3 separate regions of the Homo sapiens genome follow, and all the other regions are linked to region 3. The links are chromatin contacts, found by Hi-C in ENCODE. All regions are on one chromosome and are shown on one strand. The core of a region is the stretch at or near the end of the contact, and the rest is flanking DNA. Distances in the headings are between cores, read along the strand shown. Region 1 overlaps ADAMTSL3 (ADAMTS like 3). Region 2 overlaps ADAMTSL3 (ADAMTS like 3). Region 3 holds the start of HDGFL3 (HDGF like 3).

Evidence for each region. A loop is a pair of places that touch in the nucleus more often than their neighbours do. Pooled maps may share reads with other maps.
Region 1: a map of OCI-LY7 shows a loop between it and region 3 (6-fold over the local background). The contact joins the enhancer-like site here to the promoter of HDGFL3 in region 3. A Hi-C loop is called at or near these places in 1 of 168 maps with a recorded cell type or tissue (OCI-LY7), 1 of 37 single-sample maps with no recorded cell type and 3 of 50 pooled maps.
Region 2: a loop to region 3 is called in a pooled map, with 4 times the contacts of the local background. The contact joins the enhancer-like site here to the promoter of HDGFL3 in region 3. A Hi-C loop is called at or near these places in 9 of 37 single-sample maps with no recorded cell type and 9 of 50 pooled maps.

The regions. Positions count from the first base shown.
Region 1 is chr15:83,982,858-83,985,557 of GRCh38, reverse strand. It overlaps ADAMTSL3 (ADAMTS like 3), which reads right to left. Exons shown (of 30, transcript NM_207517.3): 21 at 2,214-2,700. Among named protein-coding and RNA genes, the nearest start is that of GOLGA6L4, 250 kb to the left of the region's middle. RefSeq lists a silencer at 1,646-1,835. Within about 2 kb of position 1,322, at least 2 of the 41 ENCODE cell types and tissues checked have a DNase peak (open chromatin) inside an H3K27ac peak, as active enhancers do; they include OCI-LY7, where a contact is called at or near this core.
Region 2 is chr15:83,928,506-83,931,205 of GRCh38, reverse strand. All of the region lies in intron 17 of ADAMTSL3 (ADAMTS like 3), which reads right to left. Among named protein-coding and RNA genes, the nearest start is that of ADAMTSL3, 280 kb to the right of the region's middle. RefSeq lists an enhancer at 2,648-2,700. Within about 2 kb of position 1,370, at least 2 of the 41 ENCODE cell types and tissues checked have a DNase peak (open chromatin) inside an H3K27ac peak, as active enhancers do.
Region 3 is chr15:83,206,373-83,209,072 of GRCh38, reverse strand. HDGFL3 (HDGF like 3) reads left to right here and starts at 1,250. Exons shown (of 6, transcript NM_016073.4): 1 at 1,250-1,742. The coding sequence starts at 1,659. RefSeq lists an enhancer at 339-952 and silencers at 813-1,152, 1,543-1,992.

The DNA of each region.
Region 1 (2,700 bases), core at 73-2,572, 780 kb before region 3:
ATCCCATACGACACAATGGGAAGTACACACAAAGCACTTCCACTGCATGCTGAAGAACTGGTGGCTTCTTTCATGGAATATGATTTTTACTTGAAAGAATGACCAATAAACTATGACAAAAAAGTCCACACTATGATTTAAAGTTGGGTATTTGGTAGATATATATATATATATTTTTTAAATGAGCTGGCCAATTCAATGACACAACTGACAGTATTTGTTGCCAATGATGAAAAAGGTTTGATGTGAAAATTAGAATTTTGGAAAACTGGTATCCACCACTGTAAGTCTGACAGCTTCCCAAAACTTAAAGACTTTTTTTTTTATGAGATACACGGTGATTTTTTTAAATGTGTATTTTTTTTACATTGCATAATGAAATGCACCAACATTTGGAAGGCCTGTATCACTCAGTGAGCCAATATTTTCCAAATGACCAATGTATGGTGTTAAAAAATCTTGTATGGGTAAAAAGTCTATTCAAAATGCAAGAAAAAAACAGCAGATTTCATTAAACAGAGTACCAACATTTCATTAATATAGTTTCAGATTGCACATTTCAACTAACCTTTGAGAAATGACCCTTTGTCTAGTTTTAGTGTAGAATTAAAGAGTATCCACAATTATCTGAAAAGATATTAAAATATTCTTTCTCTTCCAGCTAACACATTTGTATAGCACACATTTATTTTCTCCATATACTTTAACTAAAACAACATTTCACAACAGATGTGGAAAAAGAATCCAGCTGTCTTCTTTTATTATACCAGACATTAAAGAGATCTGCAAAGATGGAAAGCAATTCCACTGTTATCAGTAATTTTGGTGGCAGGGGGAGGGTTTTCAAAAAATATGTTATTTGTATGAACATGTTATAGGCCCATTATTTTTTCTAAATAGATTAATGGAGATATTTTCAATGTTTCTTGGTTTTAATTTCTAGTGAGGTAAACAGCAATAGATACAACTCACATTTACAAAAGCTCTTTAGGCTCCTCAATCATTTTTAAATTTTAAAGAGTCTAAAACCAAAAGCTCTGAGAACTGCTATGTTTTAAGGTTTATTCTACTTCTAAAATTTCATTGTACTCTTGTGTTCATAGTTCTAGCATTAAAAATTCAAAAATTAGATTTTTTCTACCTTTTTAAGATATAGCCTAATAGTTTATTATTTTAAAAAACTGAATTTTACCTAAGTTTTTTCTGATGTTTCACATACGAGGCTCAATGCACAAAGGACATGATAAAAGTAAAACTTGCATTTTGAAAGTACCTTGTGATATGCAAAACAGTTTCACATCTGCTGTGTTATTTGTGTCTCTTAACGATCTCTAAAGGCAGATAAGGTAGAGCTGGAGCTCTTACATGTGAATCAAAAGAAGGCACAATGTCTATAGTACTTTGTATACAAACAGCAAGATTTGAAGGCAATAAAGAATGCAAAAGTAAATTAGTATCTGTTATGTAAAATAAAGGAAATGTGACATTTTTACACTGGCATAGAGATCAGAATAATATGTGACTTAATACTGTGTTTTGAACATCTCAAAACACTATGATTCTTATTTTTGGATTGTATGACATTTAAAAATTGCATGATAATAGAAAACTACTTCAGATACCCAAGCTTTTGACAAGGCTACGTATTTGTGTGATACTCAAATACCACTGGTGGGTATTCAAGAGATACGGCCCTTGGTTCTGATTGGCCATGAAGTAGTCATGGGATTCTGCTTCTCAATTACCTCATCAGAAAGGTTAACCCCTGCCCTGCCAATCTCATGGGGCTGATGTGAGCTCAAATAAGATACCACATCTCCTAGACATGGAAGAGCTCTGTAAATTCTGATTTGCAGTTCCAACATAATGTAGGATTACTATTAATAAGCTTACTTTTAAAATGGCCTTATATTGATTTTATTTTTAAATGCCAAGTGCTGAGTAAAGGGGGAGTGTATATATGCTTAAACTTATTCTTGCTGGATCCAGTCATATCACACCTCTACGACAGTGATTGGGATGATATGGCGGTTGAATTTAAAAATTCCAACGTATATGTGAAAAACACATCTTAACATTTTTTAGTTTCTTTCCTAAAGAATCCTGTTGGAAACACATGCTTAGGAGAGGAATTTGAAAATATTTTCAAGAAAACTGGAATAGCCATTAAGAAGGTAGTGCAAAAATGAATACTGCATTTTTATTTTACTTACTTTACTGAGGGCTGTAACAAGGTTCCATCCTTGGTCCATGTATATGTGGCCTCACTGGGGGTAATAAGGTCACACAGTATATTGATGACCTCTGTCCTTTTTGTAATGTATACTGTATTTCCAATCCTGGAATTTATTGTTTTATTAAATGAAATTGAGGGAGGTTGGCTTTGCCTCATGAGAACAGGTCCTTTCGGCTTGAATGTCAGCTTGCCTGAGTTTTTTGCATGCGAGCTTTGGGACACACTCCCTGTTTCCCCTCTGAGCTGAGCAGCAGGAGGTGTCTCTTCCTGGATGCCCCGCCACTGCATGTGTGTTGGCTGTGCCTTGGCTAATTCGGCCACCAGCTGATATATCAGCTGGGACGCAAGATCATCGCTGACCTCTCCGGTTTCCATGAGCTGACTCATGTTTCTTATCAGCTCATCAAACTGGGCTGTATCCATGCTATATGCTCCTTGTTTAACTGCTGCTTCAAACTGCTTAT
Region 2 (2,700 bases), core at 121-2,620, 720 kb before region 3:
TGTTGAATCCTGTTAGAGAAGAAGGCTCTCCTCAGACTAGCAGGACCATTATGTAACCCAGCATGCTTCTACAAGCTGCTGGCTCTCTCCTGGAAAAAGCAAACTCCATAAATAGCAGGCACTCAGCAGTTATAGGATAGATCAGGGGGAGTAACCCCATAAAAGCAAATAAACATCCAACACCCCACCTTGGAGAGCCCAGGCTAATACATCAAATACATTTGCCTTTGGGTAAATAAAGATCCACTGGCTGTTCAACCCAATCTCAGTGGTAAGTTTCACCCTGGGGTAATATTTTACTGCTATTGCCCTTGGAGTCAGTAAATATTTGTATGGAAAATATTATGCAACACACTGTTCCTGTTATTCCTACACCACTAGTTTCTAGAACCTAAAACATTTTTGTAAACTTACCTTTATTTTGGCATCAAATCTTTGTCTCTGCTGGTTTTTTTCCAATATAACTCTCAACCTTTGAAAAGTTTATTAAATTTGCAACTTTGAAATGAGGAATAGTATTTCCTTTCACATAAAAACAGACTCTTAATTTTGCAAAGTGGCCAAGACATGTTGTCTGCTCTATTATTCCTAGCTTGGAAGCTCTGTGGGCAAGAGATTGCTGAGGAAGAGAATGTGTAAGAACTCTTGCTGAGGCACAGTGATGAGAGAAAGGGGATACAGTACACAGGCTGATGCATGAATAAACCAGTAAGCTTTCTTCAGTAAATTTAAGAAACAATTTCTAGATTTGTTGCTAAATCTTGTTCTGGTTTGGTGGGCAATGGAAGAGCACTGACTAAACTCAACCCTGCCTTGACCTCCTGGGCAGGTCAAACCAAGGCTGTCATCCTTAGAACTAAAACCCCAAGCACGTCACACTACTCAGGTATGGACATAAGGATTGTTACAAAAGGACTAGACATAATTTGAAGACATGAGTGAAAAATGCAACCTGAAAGCACTACTCAAAAATGAAAGACTGGAGCTTAGGGGACCTCGGTGATCATAAAGTCCAACACCTTTCTTCATTATTCATATTAAGAAACAGGGTCCAGAGAGCTAAGGAACTCACCTGAAATTCCTTGAGAGACGTGGAACTGAGGCTTTATCCCATGTCCCTGATCCATTTCCAATTTTCTTTTGACTTTTGAGAGTTCCTTGCTATCAAGTGTCTCAGGTAAGGATCCTATCTCACATTCTGTTGAACTTCATTTTACCAGTGAGAAGTGAGCCAATGATTACTTTTATGGGAGAGAATTAACTAATGTCATAGTAGCGAAGGTCTCTAAGAGGCAGAGGGCATAGTGTGTGCAAAGGTCCAAATGGCATGAATGAGCAGGAGTGTGGGTCATGGTGCATAATTTACTGTGGCTGCTGAGCAAGTTCCTTAGGGTGAGTCTGAGTGTGTGTGTGTGTGTGTGTCTGTCTCTGTCTCTCTGTCTCTCTCTGTCTCTCTGTGTGTGTGTGTGTCTGTCTCTGTCTCTCTGTCTCTCTCTGTCTCTCTCTGTGTGTGTGTGTGTGTGTGGTAGAGGTGACAGGAGATGTGGTTTAAGAGTTGGATCCAGGGTCACAAAGGCATTTATATGCTGTTATAGGTTGAATTGCCTTCCCACAAAAGATGTGGAAGTTATAACCCCCAGTACTTGTGACTGTGACCTTATTCGGAAATAAGTTCTTTGCAGATGATCAAGAGGAGGTCATTAGAGTAGGCCCTACTCCAATATAAGTGATGTCCTTATGAAAAGGAGAAGTGTGGACACAAAGACACAGAGAAGGAAAACAATATGAAATCACAGGGACAATGCCATTCACAAGCCAAAGAATGCCAGAGGTTACCTGCCAGGAGAAAGCCATGGAACCAAGGCTCTCTCACAGCTCTAAGAAAGAATCAACGCCGCGGACACCTTAATTTTGGACTTCTGGTCTCCAGATCTGGGAGATGATAAATTTCTGTTCTTTAAGCCACTCTGTTTCTGGTGCTTTGTTATGGCAGCCCCGGCAAAAGAAACACATGCCAAAGTAGAGAATGTGGGTTTTAATCCATAGATAAAGGAGTGTTGTTGAAGGTTTCATGCAGAGGCACACACAGTCATTTTGCAACTTAGAAAGATAAAGATCTTTCATAGTCGTGTGTGCACATGGATCAGAGCAGGAAACAGGAGAGTCAAGAGTTCATTTAGAAACTTGTGAAACAGTTCAGGTAAAACATATCTGAATTAAGGCAGTGGCAGTTACACATGATTAGGACAAATTCATCAAGTACTGAAAAGTAAATGGTCAAGAATCTCAAGTTCATATTATCAGAGAACAAAAACCATAAAAGGCCACTTTATGTGATTCCACTCAAAAAAGAAACTCAGGTTTCATGATAAAGTGGGGGAAAATGTTTGATTTAGTCTTGAAAATTTAAATTAAAAATTATAAAATCAAGTTATCTTATCTTGAACATAATTGTGGTTGTAATGCCAACTTTATGCACTAATTCTTAGAATGGCAGAGAATGAATTGTAAATTGTTTCATATTTTGGCTTTCTTTTCTGAAAAAATTATATGATGACACATTATGGCTACCTTCACTTCCAGAGCAAGAGTGGAACAGTTATTTTCACAAAAATAAAACTGAGAGTTTCATCAGTGTTCTTAGGGCCTCTCTTTTCATCCTGTGATATGCAAATCATTCTCATTTGAAGTGCCTTTCAT
Region 3 (2,700 bases), core at 1-2,500:
ACAAGAGCAGGAGTTAAAACACACACACACCATTCTACAAGGCCAGAGAGGGGGGCGGATGGTGGGGAAAACTGTAGCTTCTGTAAAAGGGAGAGAGAACAGACACAAATGAGAACTGTCCGTGTGACAAGGTGAGGGCCACAGAAAGCAGCATTTAGGAGCTATGCCAGCTGACCCCTTAAAGGAGGTGGGTTACAGCATGATTAAAGAAGCAGCATTCGTTCATTGGACAGACTCCAAACGATTCCTTGAATTATTCTACTTACTCCTCACAAAAGAGAGTGTTAGGAAGATTCCTACTCTCAAAATGTCTTTGAAAGCAGCCAGCTAGGGAATTTAGAGTAAAATAGTGGTAAATGAACATGTTCTAGAGCTAATGAACTGTATATGTACATACATCTCCAGAAAGGGATGCTAATTTCAAAAACGTTGTCCAAAAGGTTGCCAGGATTGGAAACAAGTGACCGGCCAGTGCAAGTCCTTTTCACAAACACTGCAGGCCTAGAAAACGCACACAGAGAGAAACATAATCGCTTATGGACTTTGGACTCATGTGGATACAGGTTCGAATCCCGTCTGTGCCACTCAGCAAATGAGAAAACCTCCCATGACTCCGATTAAATAGCTCGCCCTAGGTGGGTCACACTGCATTGTTAAGGGCAGACCTGGGGCAAGAATCCAATAAGGTCGCTGACTCCGGAGCGGTGCTCTTTCCGGCAGCTTGGTGCCCAGCAGAGGGTCCCCTCGCGCCGCCGTCCCCCAGGCCTGGAGCGCCTTTGTCCCCCACTCACCAGAGAGCAGCCGCGGAAGTGGCTGGCTGGGGGTAGCCAGGAGAGGGTCGAGTCAGCGGGAGGTGGGCGTGGGAGCGGGGGGCGCGAGTGGGGAGAACCCCCAGAGTGGCACGGACGGGAGGGGAAGGGGGCGGCCGGGTGGTGATTGGCTGGGCTGCGGCAGGCAGCTCCGGGCCAAGAACAAAAGAGAGCAGGCGGCGGGCGTCCTCCGGAGTAGGCACTCCCGCCCGCCCGGCGCGGGCTTCGGTGCTGGGGGAGGACGCGCCCACCGCCCGCCCGCCAGCCGAGAAGCCGGGCTGGCGCGCTCGGTTTCTCCGCGAAAGCCGGCCGTGTACCTAGGAATTAACCGGCCCGCGCGGGAGGGAAGGGGAGGGGAGCGGGAAGCGGGAAGCGGGGCGGGGGGGGGATGCTGAGCGCGCGCGAGAACAATAATAAGATCGTGTTTGCGGTCGCTGCCCGAGAAGGAATTCGGAGCAGACGCGAGGCCCGGCGCTCGCGCCGCGCCCGGGAGCCCGGGAGGGAGACCGGCAGCGGCGGCATGAGGCAGGCGACGCGGCGCTGGTGAGCAGCGCGCGCGGCGGCGGCGGCGGCGGCGGCGGGGACCTTGGCGCGGCCGGACGCGGGCGAGCGCCGAACGGCCGGGGGCTCCCCTCCCCCGCTGCCGGGCCGTGATTTGCCGGGCCTGCTGCGCCCCCCGCCCACCCCTTGCCTCAGCCGCCGCCTCGCCGCTTCCCCTCGTCGGAGCGGCCGCTCGTCCGCCCGGCTTGAGGCCCGCGGGGAGCGCGGCGCAATTCGTCGGCCCGCGGGGGGGCGGCCTCCCGGCATCTTCGCGGCGACCAAGGACTACCAGGAAGGGGAGCGGCTGGGATGGCGCGTCCGCGGCCCCGCGAGTACAAAGCGGGCGACCTGGTCTTCGCCAAGATGAAGGGCTACCCGCACTGGCCGGCCCGGGTGAGTACCGCGGCCGCGCGCGGGCCCGCCCGCCCACCATTTTCCCCTTCATGATGGCGCGCCCGCCCCCTTTCCCCATCGCCTCAGCCCCGAGCCCGCAGCTCGCGGCCGGCTGTGGTGAGGGCTGAGGGCGGCGCGGCACGAAGAAGACCGGGCCGGGGCTGAGGCAAGGGCTCCCGGCCTCGCCCGCACTCCGCCAGGGCGGCCATCCTTCCGCCCACTTTCGAAGGCGGGTCCGGCCCCCGCAGGCCCGACGCTGCCTTCCTCCTGGAAAGCCGGTGCCGACCGGGAAGCCACGCCGCCGGGCAGCGGGCCTGCGACGGAGGCTTCGGCTCCGGGCAGGGTCATTGGTGGATACCCTGGGTCCCGGGCGAACGTCGGGGCAGGTACGGCAGCGGGGTGAGCGGCTGTCCGCGAGCCGGCGAGTGCCGGCGGGCAGTAAATCCTGGAAAGTGGTAGTGGTCATCCAGAGGCCAGCGGGAGCCTCTTGGCAGTCATTCATCCATCTCTTTGCCTTCTAGACTTGTTGAGTTTTCCCTGAGCGCGATTCCCGGTGCCCCGCCTGCCCTATCATTGTCCTGGGGTACGTGCCTCTCTGGTGCCCATCGTTCTTTTAAACCGACCTCTGATAGCCGAGAGCTTGCAGCCTACCTCTGACTGGTGGGTCCAGCAAGCTTCTTGTGCCTTTCCACCTCCATATTTGTTTTAGGTAGAATCTCAAACCTTATTCTTGGCCTCCTGCTACAGTCCACAATAGCTCTCTCTTCCTACATAACAAGGTTGTCGTTGGGCTCTTTTTCTAGAAAGCGTCTGCATGTAATACATAGCATTCACAATTTTTATTAAGCTCTTTGAGGAAGACACACAACACTGCCATGTGTGCTTTGTGTTTTAGAAGAAATCCTTTTTATTTTTATTTTTGTATGGTTGGCAGTTGATTGCTTGAAATAAGAAATCT